Linked DNA regions of Homo sapiens: region 1 is linked to region 2. Evidence: chromatin contacts called from ENCODE Hi-C or POLR2A ChIA-PET data. All regions are on one chromosome and are shown on one strand. The core of a region is the stretch at or near the end of the contact, and the rest is flanking DNA. Distances in the headings are between cores, read along the strand shown.

Region 1 (5,416 bases), core at 492-2,991, 150 kb before region 2:
TGCCTTTGAAGCCTGAATCACTGTCTTTGACAGAAAAGGATTATCTTTCCCTTCAAATATTCCTTAGTAGTTTATTCTAGTCTCTCTTGACTCCAGTGGACATCTAGTTTAAAATAGCAGAAGCGACTAGCGGAGTTATTTTTCTTCATTATTAATGGCATTATTGCAACAAATTTTGATTTATTGAGTGCCTATGTGCTATCTCATTTAATCTTCATTCTCACTACTGAGTGAGGCAGCTTCGTTACACAGAATGAGTTTAAGAAAAAAGAAAAAACGGGGTAGAAGCAACATAGTAGCCAATAAAGCTGGTTCATGAGTACATGTGGGATTCCACCTGGGGATTCCCAGAAATCACTGGAGCATACTCTACAGGACCATGGGTTTTTTTCATGTGGCAAGAGCAGCCACAGTACATGTTAGGAAGTCTTCTGAAATCTCCTAATCCAAGATTTTATAATTTGGTATAAAACATCTTCAATATCCTTCTCCACATCTCTGGGTCAGGATTTCCCTAAGCCAGAGAAAACAAACTTCAATTCTTACCTTTTAACACTCTCCTTGACATGGGAGTTCACCTCTTTAATTAAACCTTTAGGCCAGGCATGGTGGCTCACACCTGTAATACCAGTGTTTTGGCAGGCTGAGTCAGGAGGATCATTTGAAGCCAAGGGTTTGAGATCAGCCTGAAAAACACAGTGAGACCCCATCCCTACAAAAACAAAACAAAACAAAACAAAACAAAATTTGCCAGGCATGGTGGTGTGTGCCTGTAGTCCCAGCTACTCCGGAGGCTGAGGTTGGAGGATCACTTAAGCCTGGGAGGTAGAGACTGCAGTGAACCCTGACGGCACCACTGCACTCCAGTCTGGGTGACAGAGTGAGACCCTGCCTCTAAAACAAAACAAAACAAAACAAGACAAGACAAGACAAGACAAGACAAGACAAGACAAGACAAGACAAAACAGGCTTAGTCCAGGCATGGGGCTGTGAGGGAGAGAAATAGACTGATCTCAGGATTACTGAGAAACGTCTAGCACTACCTGTGAGAGTCAGAACCTCTTTGAGAGCATTTCTCAAAGCTTTCTTGTGGATTTCCCTCCTGATGCACTCCTTTTCCGTGAAATAAGTTAGAACCTTCCCAGATTTCCTTTGATTTGGAAAGGTCCCTAAACACAGGACCTGGCTTCTTTCCTTCCTTTTGTCCTCTTTTCCTTCCTTTCCCTTCCCTTCCCTTCCCTTCCTTTGCTTTCCTTTCCTTTTTCCTCCCCCTCCTCCTCCTCCTCCTCCTCGTTCTTCTTCCTCTACCATTCTCTATCTTTGTGCATTTGGGCAAATGACTCACCTTTCCAAACCTCAGTTTTTCTCTCTAAAATGTCTGAGGTAAATTCTAACATCCCTTTCAGTCCTAAAATCAAAGTTCACACTAACACTCAGAATAGTAAATAAGAACTTGGACACTGGAGTCAGGACTGGGTTTGAAGCCCAGGTTTGCAACTTACTGCATGATCTTAGGCTAGAAGGGCACATTCTTTGTACCTTCATTTCTCTAATATGGAGAGAATGCTGACCTACGGTGAGCAGGATTTGGTGTGATAAATGTATTGAGTGTGCATGTACCTAATTCTGCTCTAAGTTCTTTCTACGTGTTGACTCATTTCATTAGCAAAATACCTCTGTAACAAGACATTTTACTTTGTGAGTGTCTTTGCTCATTTTTCTGTCTTGTTGAAGGTTTTCATTTGTTTGCTCATTTCAGGCTTAATGTCATCATTTTCTAGTTTTGACTCATCTACAAACACAACACAAGGAGTTTTTCTGTCTTCATTCAATATGTTCCTTAAAAATATATTGTAAAGTCCATGGCCAAGAATAGAACATTAAGAAAATAGTGATTAAAACTTTGTATGTTAGAACACTAGAGAATTTTTGAAATATTCAAATGGCTGGACTCCATACCAGACAAAAAAAATCTAAATTTCTGAGTGTGGAGGCAGATATTGATGTGTTGTAAAAGTTTCCTTGTTTAACAGTTGACCAGGACTGCAAACCACTACTCTACATCCTGAATCTAGGGATTCCATCTAGACTAATTTGCCATTAATGAATTTGTGTAAGGTAGTTACAAACTACAATTATGCCTGTCTTATCATTGCAACCACATTTTTGCAATTACCCAGCTATCAAATCTCTCCCTAAAATCAGAATACATTATTTTTAGTATGTTCCTGTTCAGGCTACTCTAGTAACCCTAACAGACAAATGCTAGCTCCTGGTGAAGACTACTTTCATGACTAACTGTTTAGAAATACACTTTAGTGTTTTGCCAAAATTAATGGCACAGTTTTATCATTTCTGAAATTCAGCTTTTTTTGTAAAGGAGAAACTATTTCTAGTCTTCTATAATTTTACTCCATACTCTTCAAAGATTATAAAAATTGGCTCCCTCATCACACCTGCAAACTTTCTTAAAATTTTTTTTTTTTTGAGACAAAGTCTCGCTCTGTCACCCAGGCTGGAGTGCAGTGGTGCGATCTCGGCTCAGCGCAACCTCTGCCTCCCAGGTTCAAGCAATTCTTCTGCCTCAGCCTCCCATGTAGCTGGGACTACAAGCATGAGCAACCACACTCAGCCATTTTTTGTATTATTTGTAGAGACAGGGTTTCACTATATTGGCCAGGCTGGTCTCAAGCTCCTGACCTCGTGATCCGCCCATCTTGGCCTCCCAAAGTGCTGGGATTACAGATGGGAGCCACTGCCCCCAGCCAACTTTCTTAATTTTATGTGATATAATTTATTTGCAGCCTCAAGATTAAAGACTCTTAATGCTCTTTCCCTATTTCTTACCTATTTCAGGTTATAGTGATATATCAGTTATTCATTCAATCATTCATTCAATAAATGCTTGTTGAATATCAACTTTGTACCTGGCACTATGCCTGAAAAAGTTAAAACCCGGGAGTTATCTGAGACTCTGTTCACTAACACCTCTCTCTGATGAAATCCTCTTCACAAATCCTCTTAATCTTCAGCATCCCAACTGTCTCATCTCCTCAATGTGTGCAAGTCATCTAATGGTTTTCTAACAATTTCCTTTTTGCAGCTTAAAAATTTGGATGGACAGCTTACAAATTTGCTCAAGTGTCCAACATCTAGTATGTCTGTCTTTTGGTGCCACAGTTTAATAATCTCTTATACTACCGGGGTAAATGGGTAACTCATTTACCAAACCTGGTGAATGAATGCATGCAGAGCATACACCTGCCCTCTTGGTTGTTTTTGTAAAGGTCTATTGTGTAGCACTCATACTTAAAGATAACTTATGTTGAGAAAAGTTGAAATAAGTTGTCCTTTCTGTTTTTTCCTTCCCACTTACCCTAAGGTAGTTTCAACTTTAAATATTCTGCAATTATACTTCCAAATTCTCTTTATACATTAAGAAAGTTTATTATTATGAAGTCCATCATGTGCCTAATTGTTAAACATTTCAACTCCAATAATCCTCATAAAGTCCCTTGAAGATGGGTACTTCTATGTCTATTTTACAGCTTGGGAAGCTGAGATTCTGAGTTACTAAGTAAACTGCCCAAGTTCCAGCAGATACCAAGTGGCACAGCTGTGATTCAGACCTGGGGCAGTCTTATGACAGAGCCCCTTTGCTTTATGCAGCCACAGTTAGAACACCCAGCTTCAGTCTATTCCAGGTTTACATTGTTTGGTTTTGTTTTTTGAGACAGAGTCTCTCTGTCGCCCAGGCTGGAGTGCAGTGGCACGATCTCGGCTCACTGCAAACTCCACCTCCTGGGTTCAAGAATTCTTATGCCTCAGCCTCCCGAGTAGTTGGGACTATAGGCATGCGCCACCACACCTGGCTAATTTTTGTATTTTTTGTAAAGACAGGGTTTCACCATGTTGGCCAGGCTGGTCTCAAACTCCTGGCCTCAAGCAATCTGCCCCCCTCAGCCTCCCAAAGGGCTGGGATTATAGGCATGAGCCACTGTGCCTGGACAGGCCTATATTGTTAATGGATAATAGTATTCATTCCTACTGGATCCAGATATACCCACTGAGTCTCAACACATTATTCCCATAGCCATTAATTATCCTCAGAATTGGATGTAAGTTGAAGGCTGTTTGTCATACCTTCACAATATGATGGATACTAACCATATGTTAGTATATAATACAATGATATGATGTTGTGTTAATCATAACCTAAACAGATTACTTGCAATTTTACAGCCCTTGTAAAAAAATCTTAATTTTTTTTATCTGAATCCCTCCCCATCCTTTTAGAACAAAGACCGATTCTATATGATAACCAGTGTTCTGCATACTCTGGCCCCTTCCTGCCTTTCCAACCTCATCTTGAACTTCTTTAACCCATTTTTTCTGTGGTCTAGACACAGAGAGAATCTTTCAGTTCCTCAAATAGTCTATGCTCCTTCTGCCATAAAGCCTTTGCTCATGCTTTTCTTTCTGTCTGTGATATTTATCCTTTCCTTCTCTTCTTCCTTTAGACTTTTGCATGCTGTCTCTTGGGCCCTTGGCTAGATCAGACCAGACTACCATCTACCCCTTTAAATTCCATCCAGCTGTCTTTAATGGTGCTTATCATCATTAGTGAACATGCCATTCAGTGTGTCATTATTTAATCTTTGTGTCACTCCTCCATTAACCTTCTAACCCTCAGATCCAGCACATAGTAGGAAGACAATAAACAACAAATACAGATGAATGTCTTCAAATTCTGAATCAATTACAGGAGGCTCCTGAAATACCAGGTTCCTCTGTGCTTTGTGCATTTTAATTTTCAGTATTAATCACAATTAAATGTACAGAAGACTAGGTCAGGAAATAACTTATTTGTAAAATAAGGCAACGTTAGTAAGATGGCAGCCCTTCCCTCCCTGGTGGTCCTCTAGTCACATATATGTGTTTTCCAGCACATGCTTTCTTGTTGGGCTGCTTCGTTTCCATCCAGTGGCGTCGGACACCACGACAGAGGGAAAGGTAGAAGTGCTAGGGTCAGCCTGGGGTTTGTGTTCCAGCTCGAATACTCTGTAGCTGAGCAACATTAGTCACATTGCACATTATTTCTCAGTTTCCTCATCTGTTAAGTGCTTCACTCATAGGACTGTGGTAACACTCTAAATGAGTTATGAGTCTGAAGCACCCACCCGGCACAGAGTCTGATTTGTTGTCTGAGAATTATTTTCCTTCCCCTAGTGTACACTATATACCTGCTAAAACAACAGTGCATTTCTTAAATCAAGTTATATGATTAAAATAGCTGACACTATGTCATGTACATTGTTCTAAGATTTCCCCCATATTAACCCATTGAAAACTCACAAGAGCCCTGTGAAGCAAATACTGGTAATTTCAGCCTCATTTCATGCATGAGGAACTGAGA
Region 2 (5,679 bases), core at 2,782-5,281:
CTCTATGCCTGCCCTTATCTGAAACTGCTAAAATTGCCTATTGACTTCTAATGTTTCCGTACCCTTGAAGACACAGAAACTGTCTTATTTGTTCACAAAGTTCCTAAATTTACATACTTATTAAAAGAGAGAATGAATATGATCCTCCTAACAGCTGGAAAGGTAGGCAGAACAGAAATTAATAGCATTATTTTGTATTTTTCAGCCTCACTTAGAGTCTGTTTACATACTGGATATCCATATAGTTTACCTCCTAGACTTCTTGGGTTCGTCTTGTTCCCATTTATTGGAGAAGTCACTTAACTTCTCTGTGCCCTAATATCCTCATCATTAAAACAAGAAAGTTATAGTACCTACCACATTGGGGATATGGAGATTAAATGAATTAACATATGTAAAGTATTTTAACAGATAGCATACAGAAAATACTCAATAAATGTGTGCTTTTACTTACAGATAATTTAGAGACAATAAAAGAGATTCAATGTCTTAAAAGCCATGGTGCTAGTAAGTGTGATGGTGTAAGTCTAACTCAAGTCTTAGAAACCACACTGCACTTTTTGCTAGTCCATCAATAAACAGGTTTTAAATTTAAGTGGATTATTATTTCTGCTTTTCCTCTTGGTTCTTAGGTCTCATTTCCCTTGAAAATGAGTAGGCTCTCTCTAGAGACTACTTAGTCCACACGTAAATGGTGGCTTTCAAAAGCTTCTTGTCTGTGTAAGGCTTTGCAAAATGGGATGACCAAATGAAAAAAAACATGGAGTTTCCTTTCCTGTGGCTTTGCAGGTGGATAATCAAAACTCCATTCTGTCCATGGTGGTTCCTGCCACAGTTTTCAGCAGTAAAACTGGCCTTACTAGTTTCCAGTACTTTATGTTCCCATGAGGCAATCTGTACCTCAGTATACGAAGGCATTACGTTTGGGATGACTACAACACAGGAACTGAACAGAAACCAGCAAACTATTGCCACATCTAGGAAAGCATCTGAAATTGCCTTTTGGGACCCAATGGTGATCTTGCTTTACTTCACTATAAAGCCTTATTCTGATCCTCTCCTTTGTTGCTCAAAGTTAAAGCTACTTTTAATTTTTCTTGTTCACATTTTTACTCTTAATATCTTTTCACTCACTCTCCCCTGACTATAATTTTCTGTTACTCTTCTGAAAAAATTCAGATGAGAAAAATTTAAAAGCTAGTGTTTCCTTTATTACTAGGATTTAATGCAGTAGAATTATGCAAAGTTTTCCACCATTCATAAAAAATTCATGACAGCTCTGTGCTGGGTATGAGGTCTGTGAGCAGGGAACATCCGGCAGCCCCCACCCAGTGGCCTTCACATCTAGACTCTTGGTCTATTAGCACCCTTCTTGCTTCCTGGATCTATGGGTAGAAGGCAAAAAAAGGGGCGGGAAGTGTGGGGAGCTGCTGTTCCTCTGTTTCGATTCATCTTAAAGAGTTAATAATCATATGAAATAGCTTTAAGAGCATTACTTTAGTTCAGATTCAGATATTTATGTGAAACTGGATTTGCCAACTTAAAACTAAATTACTAGAAGAAGCTTAATATTATTCAAACTCTACTTCTCAGCGTGTTGTGAAATATAATTCCAAAACTGACAAATATATAAAAGTTTTTTTCTGTGGTACTGAAATATTTGGAAAACAAAATCTTGTGCTATTTTCATTCACACAAAGATTTTAATATATCCTGTTATCAGTATTTTTGATAGGGTGGTATTATGTTGCCAACCTTGTTTTCTTGGGAAAGGCTGCTTTTTATTATGAAATTGTGCCCATACTACTTTTTATCTAAGTCCTTATCTTTAAAAAGTGAGAATGATATTAAATAATTTACATATATAATTTTTACTTGCCTAAATTTAAAGTTGGAAAATTTAGGTTCTAAAGTTACTGGGGGCAGGGGGTGGGGCGGGTGGTGGGGAATTTTACTGGCCAGTAAAATTGAAAGGACAGTAAACTACCAGTAACAGGGATGCTGGATGCGGTGTCATTTAGAACTACACCTCTTTTTTGACTGCCGTAGATTCAGTTGGATTGTGATCTTTAAGGTCTCTTCAAATTTAACATTTCTACAACCTTTTGATTCCAAATAATGAAACACAAGATTTAATCTGGAAGTGCAGTAGAGTTTTCTGGGGCGACTCTGAATGACCTTGAGATTCTTCCTGCCGTTTGGCTTGAGTCTGGAGAGCTCTTAGCCAGGGAATTAGTTTTTGGGGAATGACAAGATTTCAAAGCTAATCTTGCACCTGTAAAATACTATGTGAATTAAGCTCTAATTACTTTGAGCTCACCACATGACCTACGGTCTTCCATGATGAAGCCTAGAAAGGTGTTTATCTTGGTGAAGGAAAGAATTCCCAATATCTTTGCATTCAAAGACCCCCATTCAAACTTTTGTCAGAAATGCCTTGGGTTCTACAAGATCTACAGCAAAGTTGCTGGCTACCTACCTCTCCTGCAGCCTTGGACACCTCTACTCTGCAGTCATTTGTTTTCTACCTAGTGGTAGAGATGCCACTTTGCAATTTGAAGAACATGGATGGAAAGATTCCAAAAGTTTTTAATATGGTCAGGCTTAGCCACATCATGGGACACAGCATGATACACAGTCATGGGATAGGGGCAAGTTTCTCAATCTCTCAGAGTCCCAGTTTCATCATCTATGGAGTGGGGATAATAAAGACACCTACCTGACAGATTAACAGAGATAACATAAGAACATGAGCTCGGCTCCATGGGAAGTGCTCATTAAATGTTATTTCCTTTCACTCTGTTATGTTTGTATGTGTGTGTTCCTCTTATCTTTCTTATTTAGCTGTAACCTCCCTGACAGCATGCACATTTTTTGAGAATGAGATATGCTTTTAACTCATCTGTGATTTTTACACTGTTTTGTTTGTCTTTTATCACCAGAGATTGACACAATGTGTGGCACAAAGGAGAGAATCAGTAAATTTTGCCAAATGACTGAAAAATGAATTTGGGCCCACACAATGATTGAGATATTTTAGGGCAGGGGTGCGTCTATTAAAATGTGCTGGCAGAAATGCCTCAAGGAATATTTTTTTGCTGGTAGCTTCAAAATTCCCCCTTTCACCAGAGGGTGAAATTTTTGACTTCCCTTCCAATAGCAGAAGAGAACAGAGTGGAATTTTCCAAACTGGAGACCTTAGGGAGCTACTGATACTTTTATGACATATAATATAAAAACAATTGTATCTGTGCCCAGAAACCTTTTAAGGCATGAATTCCAGAATCCAATTTTATTTGGTTTTGGAAATTTAATAAATGGGTGACACAACCTAGATCTTGTTCTTTAAATAAAATTTAGAGATTTACAATTAATAGCGGCAAAACAAAAATATCAGCAGTGCTTTACAGGGCGGTGGAGTGTGTTGTGTCTCACCAAGGAGCCAGGCAACAAGTGGGCATTGTGTTAAAGTTTCAGAGAAGGGACACAGGCATGTGTCTGAATGACATCTTATTAAAGTCACCAAGCAAAGGCTACTGAGACAGCATGCATATAACCAATCACCATTTTTCCTCTTTGCTGGAGCCTCATGAAAACTGCACACACAGCTGAAATTTCAAGTGTGATGTATAAAAAGTGTTAAGGTTCTCATGCCATAAATGACTCAACAGTTCAGGAAATGAAGCAAAATAATTTTTTTAAGGTATCAGTAAAAGATGTAAAGTAAACACTGTGTCTAGGTTTTCCAAAACCCTTGGAGACCCCAGCTACATATTCCGCATGCTATAGAGCATTAATGTCCTTAAAATGGTCATCACGTCACCCCTGCTCATATTCATTTTCTTCCTTCATCCTTACCATAGATTAATGGGGAATTGTTGTTGCTGCCACTGTGACCTGGGTAGAGATGAGGTAAATGTGAAACTGGAAGCCAGACAGAGCTTGTACTTACTGCTCGCTTGGAAGAGAAGAGTTTCTCGACATCGCCTTTGGTGACAAGTCATAGTCGCTGTCTGATCTGTAGAGAAATGACTCTCTGCGCTGGCTGTGCCCAGGAAAGGTGGCGTGAAGTACCAGCCCAGCGGAAGAGCTGGCCTGGGGATCCAGTGGACTCCGACCTGGGGAAGGGCCATTTTCCACATCAAAGCTTAAAGAGAAAGTGGGAAACTCTGGTCACATGATAACCATGGAGGAGGACACATAGTATACACTGAGAACCAACGTGTGGCAGGTACTATACACTAAGCATTTTACATAAAACTGTATGTACTATGGAAAGTTTTCATCCTCAACACAGCTTAGAGTTGCAGTCATTATTATTTTCATGTTATGTATAGGAAACTGAGTCGCACTGAAGTTCAGTTATTTACCCATGCCCACCATTAGCAAATAATGGAGCCAGAATTTGAACCCAGGAGCAAACTCCATGGCCTTTCAGTGACATGAGTAACTTGGACAAATTCGGCGTTGGTGCCAGGCATACAACAACTTGGTGATAATAAGCAACTTTAGAGGGGGCATTCAGCACAGCTCTAGGTGTCAGACCCTGAACTATCACATGAGTAAAGTCTTCCTGTCTGGAAGACTTCTTCCTGTCATGAATAAATATCACAGTCTCATTAAATATACAATACACGTATTTCTAAATGTTTCAGGAACAAAGTGTTATCCTGACAACCTCCACTGGGTTATTAGATGGGAGGCCCAGCCTGAGATTTAATATTCATCTGCAAATTTAACCACAGAAAATGACTTAATTAATCTGCTAACACCAAATTACTCTCCAAGGCTGCAGAGCTTTGTCTCTGGGGGAGGATGCATTCACTGGCTCCCACAGAGGAGTGTCATGAGGTTTCCTATCGGTCTTCGTCACTCTAGAAAGGTGCCCTCAAGCCCAGAATTATTTGAACATGCTCTGATCAATGAACACACAGACGGGAGCAGTAGAGATTTTGTCTCTTGTTTTCTGTATCCACGCTCCTGGTATTTCCCTGGGCACTGTGCCCTTTTCACATTCTCCTTTATCATTACATATGCATTTTTTCCTGCACACACAATCTCTCTTAGCCTCAAATTGACAGTAATCCTCTTCCCTAGTATTTCTCCAGAACTCTCACTGCTCCCCAGCTAAAGCTTTGCAGAGAGATGGTGAACAAAAGATATGGGGCTGAGGATGCTCCTTTTTTCAAATTAGACCACAACAGTGAATTTCCTGTATACCAATTCAGCGGCCATGATTTATGTCTACATTCTTGGTTCTTTCCTTTCACTAGTTCTTACAACCAGCTCACTTTGGGTGGATTTTGCTTATATTTCTTCACTTTACAAAGTGCTTCCCAATACATTATTCCATTTACTCCTAACAACCCTGTGAAGTATATAAAATGATCCTACTCTACATTTGAGGTAAATGAGGCTTAGCAAGATGTAAATACCTTTCTCAGAGTCATAGGCTAGTAACTTGCAGAGCAGAATTGGAAGACTCATGTCTTGCAACTAATTTCTTTACAACCTCAGACTTTCCTAATGACAGAACTCCAGAATGGCCCAATAGATAACTGAGTGAAATTCCTCTTTAGTCTCTGAATTCAACCAAAAGTAATTTGGTACATAAAGAGCCAGTTAGACTATAAGCAACCTTGGCTGCTCTCTTGAATGAAAACGGGGAGGCAGCAAATT

The links. A loop is a pair of places that touch in the nucleus more often than their neighbours do. ChIA-PET counts read pairs that join two places held with the same protein, here RNA polymerase II (POLR2A). Pooled maps may share reads with other maps.
Region 1: a loop to region 2 is called in a pooled map, with 2.3 times the contacts of the local background. The contact joins two enhancer-like sites. A Hi-C loop is called at or near these places in 1 of 168 maps with a recorded cell type or tissue (OCI-LY7), 18 of 37 single-sample maps with no recorded cell type and 16 of 50 pooled maps. POLR2A ChIA-PET finds 5 or more read pairs at or near these places in 1 of 52 experiments (activated B cell).

What each region holds. Positions count from the first base shown.
Region 1 is chr1:66,396,381-66,401,796 of GRCh38, reverse strand. No RefSeq gene overlaps it. Among named protein-coding and RNA genes, the nearest start is that of SGIP1, 140 kb to the left of the region's middle. RefSeq lists enhancers at 291-420, 551-600, 691-770, 262-1,461, 4,315-4,494. Within about 2 kb of position 1,741, at least 2 of the 41 ENCODE cell types and tissues checked have a DNase peak (open chromatin) inside an H3K27ac peak, as active enhancers do.
Region 2 is chr1:66,245,928-66,251,606 of GRCh38, reverse strand. PDE4B (phosphodiesterase 4B) reads right to left here. Exons shown (of 17, transcript NM_002600.4): 4 at 3,953-4,147. Among named protein-coding and RNA genes, the nearest start is that of PDE4B-AS1, 200 kb to the right of the region's middle. Within about 2 kb of position 4,031, at least 4 of the 41 ENCODE cell types and tissues checked have a DNase peak (open chromatin) inside an H3K27ac peak, as active enhancers do.